Regions from separate parts of the Homo sapiens genome. Here region 2 is linked to region 1. A link is an interaction called in ENCODE POLR2A ChIA-PET data of the cell type or tissue named here. Cell type or tissue: CD4-positive, alpha-beta T cell. All regions are shown on one strand. Links, peaks and the distances in the headings refer to the core of each region. The heading gives the core; the rest is flanking DNA. Region 1 overlaps SNRNP27 (small nuclear ribonucleoprotein U4/U6.U5 subunit 27). Region 2 overlaps ADD2 (adducin 2).

Region 1 (4,390 bases), core at 133-4,132:
ATAGGAGAAAAAAGGGTTAAAGAAAGAACTGCATACATATTCTGATCTCATAGGTGGGATCAACCCAAAGAAGCCTGGAAAAACATATACCAAAATGTTGAAATTGATTATTTCTGGGAGTAGATAACAGGTGATTTTCTGCTTTTCTTTTACTTTTGTTTTCTCTGAGATCTTTTTTTTGCATGTAATGCTTTTATACTTGCGGAGAGAACCATAAATGGTATTTTTTTGGGGGGGGGCGGGCGACCACAGAAGATAGAAAAATCTAGTTATGCTTTTTCATTCTTCCCATTTTTAGACTACTAACAATCAAGATACTTAAATCTATGTGTGAAAAAAAAAAGAAAATGTCTGGGGAGATTCTTTAGTAATAAAAATATTTATCAAATCTAAAAGGGTAGAAATACTGCTTTATTGGATAAACTTACTTCCAAATTACTTTCATGTTTTTTAAGAAGTCCTAATGAGCATTCAGGAAGAAAACATATACTGCTTCCACAGGAATAAGGACAAATAAAATGGGGTTGACGCCTGCCACAAATGATATTTCCTAAAAGAAAAAAATGTAATATTTAACCTTTCTTCTGTTGAGGCAAGGTAAGTTAACTGCATATATCATAAATAAGATTTTCTTACTTTACAAGAAAGGAGAACTGAGATCCTGTTTTTTGAATGCAAGTTAAATACAAAATACAAAATCCACTCTCTGACCAAGATGAGGGGAAAAAAAATCATCCTTCAACACTTCAATTCTCATGCAATGAAATCCAAAGGTCTGTTGAATCCACCTTTTCGATTCATGTACTGCCTATGATGAGAAGAGAAAATTCATTGTTTTTTTTTAATCCTATACTCCTCTTATAAAAAAAAAAACATGCATCAGAGATGAAAACTATAAACCATCTTTATAATAGCAAAGTCTAGGGTAGAAACTATTCAAGGTAATTTAATGTATATTTAGAGATTATTTTACTTTCAAAATAAACCAAAGACTTTCAGATTTCTTTTAACTCCAGATAGCAGTATTGAAGTTTAATTTTGAAATTATTTGAGAAGATTTACAGACTTAAAAAAAAAATCAATTGAAAATCCTTATTTATTTTAGGTAACACGAAACATATAATTTAGAAATAGAAAAGAGTTCCAAAACAGGCACCCATTGAGCAAATTCAATTGCACACTGTAATGATTCTCCCCCTAAGACCTTATTTGAAGGTAATTTTACAAAAGACTGTCCAAGATGATTCTAGTACCTTAGCTTATAGCATTTTCAATCACATGATTCATAATCTAAATTAACTGGACTATTAATCTTTTATCAGCGACAAAGTTAGAGAGAAAGGCAATGTTTGAAAATATCTTGACTTTTTCATTCATTAAGAATTCAGTGAGATTTCATGTATGGATTGGTTCGCTCCAAAACTGTGGTACAAATAAAATATGCCTATACTTAACAGAAGAATATATTTACAGTTGAAATCCTTACATAATCAATCTAGTTTAGGAGGGATCTATCTTATACCTAAATTATAATGAAATCAAAGCCCATAGACTTGAAATTATGCTTTTCTGAGGAAATTACTATCTATAGTCCTAAAATATTTAAGCCAACTACCCTCTCTCTAATAGCTATTAGCTTACATGTAAATGGGAAAACAATTTTAACACACCAGAATATAAGCAATGAATATTTCATTCAAACAAGGAACAGTATGGAAAACTGCTACATTTCCTACAAACATGATTATCTCATAATAAAGTTTGAAGTAAAAAACTGATTTATTAGTTCAAACATAATAATGGGGGCTATGCATACCTGTACTTCCTCTTCTGAGAGACATTTATGGCATAGGCATTTACAGAGCCATCCACCTTCTTACCCTGAAGAAAAACAATAAACAAACAGACAAAAAACAGGAAGGATACATTAAATCAGGATACATGAAAGCAGGTGTGGTGGCAGTGGCATGTACCTGTACTCCCAGCTACTTGGCGGAAGGCTAAGGTGGGAGGATTGCTTGAGCCCAGGAGTTTGGGACTGCAAGTAGCCATAATCACACCAATGCACTCCAGCCTGGGCAACTGAGCATGATCCAGTCTCAAAAAAAAAAAAAAAAAAAAAAGAAGAAGAAGAAAGGAGGAGAAAGGAAGAAGGAGGAAGGAAGAGGGAAGTAGGGGAGAAGCGGGGGCCGAGGGGGAGGAGGAGAAGGAGAAGCAGCAGAAGAAGCGGCAGCGGCAGCAGCGGAAGGGGAAGAAGCAGAAGAAAAGCAGAAGAAGAAAAGAAGCAGAAGCAGCAGTAGCAGAATAAACAGAAGCAGCAGCAGCAGAAGAAACTGAAACAGCAGCAGCAGAAGCAGAAGAAGAAGCAAGAGCAGCAGAAGGAGCAGCAGAAGGAGCAGCAGAAGAAGCAGAAGCAAAAGAAGCAAGAGCAGCAGCAGCACAAGCAGCAGAAGAAGCAGAAACACAAGCAGCAGAAGCAGAAGAAGCAAAAGCAGCAGAAGGAGCAGCAGAAGCAGCAGAAGCAGAAGCAGAAGCTAGAGCAGCAGCAGCACAAGCAGCAGCAGCAGCAGAGGAAACAGAAACAGCAGCAGCAGAAGCCGAAGAAGAAGCAAGAGCAGCAGAAGGAGCAGCAGAAGAAGCAGACGCAGAAGCAGAACCAGAAGAAGCAGGAGCAGCAGCAGGAGAAGCAGCACAAACAGAAGCAGCAGCAAGAGCAGCAGCAGCAGCAGCGGAAGTAGAGGAAGGAGGAGGAGGAGGAAGAAGGAGGAGGAAGGAGGAAGGAGGAGGAGGAAGGAGAAGAAAGAAGGAAGGAGGAAGGAGAAGAAAGAAGGGAGGAGGAAGGAGGGAGGAGGAAGGAGGAAGGAGGAAGGAGGAGAGTCCAATGAGGCAGAGATAATTTCCAGATCCTATGAGCTCCCAAGTGGTATAACTCTCTGCTCACATTTTTACAATCGTGTATAAGCAATTAATATTCAAACCAACAAACATTCACAGTGTATGTACTATGTGCAAAGCATGCTGAGAAAGTAGGGTAGCAGAATCTAATCTTTTCTGGTCAAAGAATACCTTGAAACCAGATAAAAGGTATAATCTCCAGAAAAACTCACATTCACACAAAATTTAACTTACAACCTTAGCTAATAATATTCTCATATCATGGCTGGAATGGTTGCCATTCATCTAAATCCCATTTCTTGTACAACCCTTGCAATTTTTTGTTCATTTTAAAAATTATTATTTTTTAGACACAGGGCCTCACTGTCGCCAGGTTGGAGTGCAGTGGCGTGATCATAGCTCACTGCAGCCTCAAACTCCTGGGCTCAAGTGATCTTCCTGCCTCAGCCTCCCGAGTAGCTGGGACTACAGGCACATGCCACCAAGCTGGGCTAATTTTTAATTTTTTTTTTCTGTAGAGATGGGATCTCACTATGTTGCCCAGGCTGGTCTTGAACTCCTGGTCTCAAGCAATTCTGCTGTGTTGGTCTTCCAAAGTGCTGGAATCCCAGGCATGAGCCGTTGTGCCCAGCCCAATTTTGATCTTTAAATCAAGAATCAGAACAGAATAACAGACACAAATGCTAGGTTGTTATGTGTTACTCCATCTTGACCTTTCTGAATGTAGCACCCATCCTCTTTTTCACAAATTCTTGTTCAGGTCTTCTGATCAGCCAAGTCAACTCAACATACCCACTTTCCCCCATGTTGTTCCTCATGCCTGAATTGCCTTCCCTGCCTCCAACTTGAACTATCTGGTTATTACCCATTGTTCAAGGCCCAATTCAAACATTCCAGGTGCCAGGAAGTGCCCTCTTCTCTAACTGCTGAAAAATGTTAACTGTGCCTTCCTCACAGTACCCTCTATTTCTTTCTTTCTTTCTTTTTTTTTTTTGAAATGGAGACTTGCTCTGCCACTAGGCTAGAGTGCAGTGGCGCAATCTCGGCTCACTGCAACCTCCGCCTGTCGGGTTTAAGTGATTCTCCTGCCTCAGCCTATCGAATAGCTGGGACTACAGGCATGCACCACTACGCCCAGCTAATTTTTGTATTTTTAGTAGACATGGGGTTTCATCATGTTGGCCAGGATGGTCTTGACCTCTTGACCTCGTGATCCCCCGCCTCGGCCTCCCAAAGTGCTGGGATTACAGGCATGAGCCACTGCACCCAGCCCAGTACCCTCTATTTTCTACCCTATAAAACCATGATGTACATCATAAAGTTATTTTCCCTATGAGACTGCAAGCTTCTTGATGGAGGGATATGTCTGAGAGTCACCTTTGCATTCTCACATCCTAGGTCACTGCACTCCCAGATATTCAGAAAATGACTTAGATGAGTATCATCAGCTAACGTCGTGACACATACAAGTGACCCCCACCTCCTCCCTCTCCCA
Region 2 (4,390 bases), core at 256-4,255, 780 kb before region 1:
GGCTTTTATTTTCTTTTCTATAAAACCGATGAGTTAGATGAGAAGGTCACTGTGGCCTCTTTCTAGAGCTGTGAGATCTCAGAGCTGACAGGGCCTTGTTGAGTTTATGGTGCAGAAACCTAAGACCCAAAGAGGTGACGTGACTCACCTGTTTCTGTAGGGCCACCTCTCAGAGAGCCGCCCCCTGGGTTTTGACTCCCACGTCAACTAAGTCACAGGAGCAAGAGATTGCTATTGAGGTGGGAACTCTGTATTGGATAGCAAACAACTTCATTCACTTTAATATACACAGCAGTTTTTCAAGCTTCTAAGCTTTCCAAGGCCTAAAAACCCAGGCATTGCCTAAAGAAATTGACCAAGCTATTTAGTCTCAGTTTTAAAATGCCTTTTCAATTTCAATTTTTAAAATGCATAAAAACCCAGGCGTTGCCTAAAGAAATTGATCAAGCTATTTAGTCCCAGTTTTAAAATGTCTTTTCAATTTCTTAGGGTAGATGCTTTGAGTTAAAATCCCATGTGGGGTAGCTTTGGGGTATTTGATTAGAGAACATAAGGAGTTGGGAGAAGGGGCCCTGGGATTGGTTGTGGAAGTTGATCTAAATAAAATGGAAAACCTCTCCCTCTTAACTAAAGTTTAGAGGACTTAAGGTTTTAATTGACTATTTATTTCTCTACAGATCCTGGTGCTAAGAAACCATGGAGTGGTTGCTCTGGGTGACACGGTAGAGGAGGCATTTTACAAGATCTTCCACCTGCAGGCTGCATGTGAGATACAGGTGAGCAAATTCTCCTGGAAAGTGGGCCCAGGAGTGGGCTCTGACAGGGGCCTGTGGGCAAACGTGGTGACCCTGTTGGCTGTGATTCAGGGAGTCTTTTGATCCCAGCCATCTAAAAGCCTTGCCCTATTTCTCTGCCTTGGCACCATCTTATCCTTCTAAAGTTTCACACTTAGGATTAGTTCTGTGGCTTTGAAAAATGCATCAACATTGTCTAACAAGCAATAAATACCCACTTCTTAGGGGTCAGTGCCCAGTCTGGGGAGCTGCCTGGGCTCATCAACTGGACAGTGGGAGAAATTGTAATAAGGCAAAGAAATTTTTTACCATGCTCATATGTTACGTGGGGTATACCTGTTGCACCTATGCCCAACAGACACACAGGTAGGTGTTTGTTTGTTTGTTTGTTTGTTTGTTTGTTTGTTTGTTTTGAGGGGAGGGGGTTGGTTTGCAAAGGCCAGGGACATGGTCACGTCCAGAAAAAGAAGCGGAAAGCAGACCAATCAGAGTGTTGACGTGGCAGCCTTAACAGCCAGAGCAACCCCAAGTGATATCCAGGAAGCCATCATGAAATCCCTAACCGGGAAGGGATGGAGAAGACAGTAGTGTCAGTGATCAGGGAACCCCCTAGAGGAGTTGGAGAAGCAGTAGGAAAACAGACAAACCTGTAGTTGTATAGACAACAAGGTGGTGTTGGATAAGCCAAGCACACACTTTTCAATGTGGCAAGTTGGTCAGGGGCAGGTAGGGGGCCTTGCACAACCCTGAAAAGACCTTATTAACCAGACCAGGCTGACCAGGCTCCATCCTCCCCACTCTGGGCTGTGTGCCCTTGGGTAGAGGACTTGCCCTGCTTGAGCCTCTGTCTCCTCAACTGTAGACGTGGGGCCCAGCGGGTCACTGTGAGGACACAAAGAGGGGTGTTGCTGATGCTATTTTTAGGACTCAACTGACATATGGAGGCCCGTTGCTCCTGGATGAGTCAGCTCTTTGCCCAGCCCCTTGGTGTCCCGTCCGCCCTCTCCTGGCTGGCCTAGGCAGAGCAGCACCCAGAGGAAGAGGTCTTTCTCTTGGAGGCACTCTGGGGAGATTGAGATCTGCCTGGAAGTGTCGCTGGTGGAGGCTCTGCAGTGGGACCTTTTCAATCGTTTTAAAAGGATATGTGGTGAGGATAGCTGTGAAGATAATGATGAAGTATTAGAGGCAGTGGTCAGAACAGGGGCAGGTGGACACAGACCCAGCTGGTGCCTTTCTGATGTGATGTAGCGCCTCCGGCTGCTGCCCAACCAAAGATTCTGGCCCTAAGCTCTGACCACTGACTGGTGGAAGAATCTGGTGGAGCCTCTGGGATACCGGGAAGCTACTCTCCCTTTCCCACATCTGAACTCTTAAGAGCTCCCTATCTTCCTTCTGGAGAAGATTCTTCAATAAGAAAATATCTCCTGTAAAAACATCATCTCTGCAAAGACAGCTCAGCCCTAAAAATGAAGGGAGAGGGATGCCCATGTGTCGCACCACCCCACATGGTGAAGTATGCCTCTCCCAGGATCCAGAACCCCAGAAACAGTTTCTGGGCAGTTTCAAGGGCAGAGCTGTGGGCTTCTGTACCTGACAGCCCCCTTCCCTCAGCTGCTATCACTTTCGTTTCAGGATTGGTTTGCTGAGACCTTGTTACAGGACCTCAGGCAATGCAGACAGATAACCCCGGGCAAGCTCCAGTGACCTTTTTTTCCCCCAGCTGGTAGAGCAGAGAGGCTTCTAGAGACGGGAATAGAGCTGGAAGATGTGGAAGAAAAAAGCAGGAAAGCCTAGAGGAGGTGTGGGTGGATCAGGGCATGAAAGAGCCTAGGTAACAGTGACTGCAGGTGCCGCTGGGAGCGCAGCCCTAGCCAGGTCATTTTTGGGTGAAGCGGCCAGCACTGAAGCTCTGTTTCCATTGTGGGCCAAGTTTTCTTCCTTGGTGACCTTGGCAAACAAGCGAACGTGGCTGTGGTCATGTTAGTAGTTCAAGGCTGAGAGCCTATTTATTTCTCCTGGGGATGGTGTTCTCTCTGATCCCCATCAATTTGGGGTTCCAGGAAACTGGGTCATCCCCTGCTGAGAGAGGCAGCTCCCTGCTCTGCCGACAGGCAGATGGGAAGAAGCTCAAGCAGTTCTTCTCCATCTGCTACCCATCACCATGGAAACTGGGGGAGGAAGAGGGAGGTGGGAGGAGGCAGCTCTTGCAAGGTTGTGGGCAGTCTCTCCCTCTCTTCTTCTCCATTAAGTATGGGTCCCCAGGGAATAGCGCTTCTCAAAATTCATTCATTAGAACATTATACTTCACCCCATATGTACCAGGTGATACACTAAGTGCTTTAGATCTATTACCTTAAAGACTTCTCACAAGGTAGGTTCTGCTATTTTCATTTTAGAGGAAACTGAGGTACACAGATGGTAAATAGCTACTAAAAGTCACACAGTTGGTAAGTGGCAGAGCCAGGATTCAAACCTGGGCAGCCTGGTGCCCAGGTCTGTGCCCTTAAACACTACCTGGAGAAGCGCTGCCTCACCAGGACTGTGAGGGGCAGTGGGAGAAGTCTGTTTATCTTCTGCTAGACACATGGCTTGGACGAGAAGGGCGTAGATAATATTCTTGCTTCCTTCTCTTCATAGGGTGACGGGGGTCACCTGGGAGGGCTGCCTGGCTGACCTCAGAGAAGTATCACAGGGGCATTTGTTAAATGATGAATTTAACATACTCTAAGGTCTGTCCCTGATCCTCTTGGGTTCATAGACCTGCATTTGTCAGCAGGTTAAATTGGATTTTTTCATTTCCAGTAAAAAATAACTGTCACAAAAATACTGAAAGTTTGCATAATTAAAGCAGTTTCCCATAACAAGCAGGCTAACATGGGATATCATATCTTATTGGAATGCTAATATAATAATGTGCAGTGCAGAACACCTGGCTCACCACCTGGACTATTCATAAGCCATTGTCTCTTTATGTAGCTAGATTTGTCATCCAGGAAGCCAAACCCTAACCAATTATATCTGAGTGGTAGATACATGAGGGTAAATAGAATGTACCATTAGATAAGCACAGAATTTAAAAAAAAGGGGATTTGTTAGATTAATGAGTGTTTTTTAGGATCATTCCAAAATTGCCTGCTATATACACACACCTCTTGTCCTAATACTCAGAGTCCATTGCCTACAACCACCTGCATTGCCCTCCCCATGGAGCCTTGACAATGAGACAGACACTCTAAGTCCATGTGTGGGAACTCTCACCCCTGCACAGTGCTTGGCTGTACACTACAAGCATTTTATCTGTCTCCTTTCTCTGGGCTTCCTTGACTGACTAACCCCATTGTGGAGAATGTATTTTTCCTTTGGACCTGTGAATTCATCCCATGAGGTTACAAATAAATTTCATTGGCTTGGGAGCCAGCCTATTTCTTTCAAGTGACTTTTAAAAAAATATAGGAGAGGTCAGCAATGGTGGTTCATGCCTGTAATCCCAGCACATTGGGAGGCCAAGGCAGGTAGATTGCTTGAGCCCAGGGGTTCGAGACCAGCCTGGCCAACATGGCAGGACTCCCATCTCTACAAAAAATACAAAAATTTGC

What was found. Peaks named below come from ENCODE experiments on the same cell type or tissue, not always from the same donor. Only the 100,000 strongest peaks of a DNase experiment are listed, where the experiment ranks them.
Region 2: POLR2A ChIA-PET joins it to region 1 with 5 read pairs; 1 of 35 experiments calls an interaction of 5 or more read pairs at or near these places.

What each region holds. Positions count from the first base shown.
Region 1 is chr2:69,900,672-69,905,061 of GRCh38, reverse strand. SNRNP27 (small nuclear ribonucleoprotein U4/U6.U5 subunit 27) reads right to left here. Exons shown (of 6, transcript NM_006857.3): 5 at 1,817-1,881; 6 at 1-808. The coding sequence ends at 754. Among named protein-coding and RNA genes, the nearest start is that of SNRNP27, 8.9 kb to the right of the region's middle. In CD4-positive, alpha-beta T cell, for the core only: no CTCF peak of the experiment used is centred there; a DNase peak (open chromatin) is centred at 2,471; H3K4me3 peaks cover 1,198 bases; H3K27ac peaks cover 2,152 bases.
Region 2 is chr2:70,684,410-70,688,799 of GRCh38, reverse strand. It overlaps ADD2 (adducin 2), which reads left to right. Exons shown (of 16, transcript NM_001617.4): 9 at 678-776. Among named protein-coding and RNA genes, the nearest start is that of ADD2, 82 kb to the left of the region's middle. In CD4-positive, alpha-beta T cell, for the core only: no CTCF peak of the experiment used is centred there; a DNase peak (open chromatin) is centred at 1,779.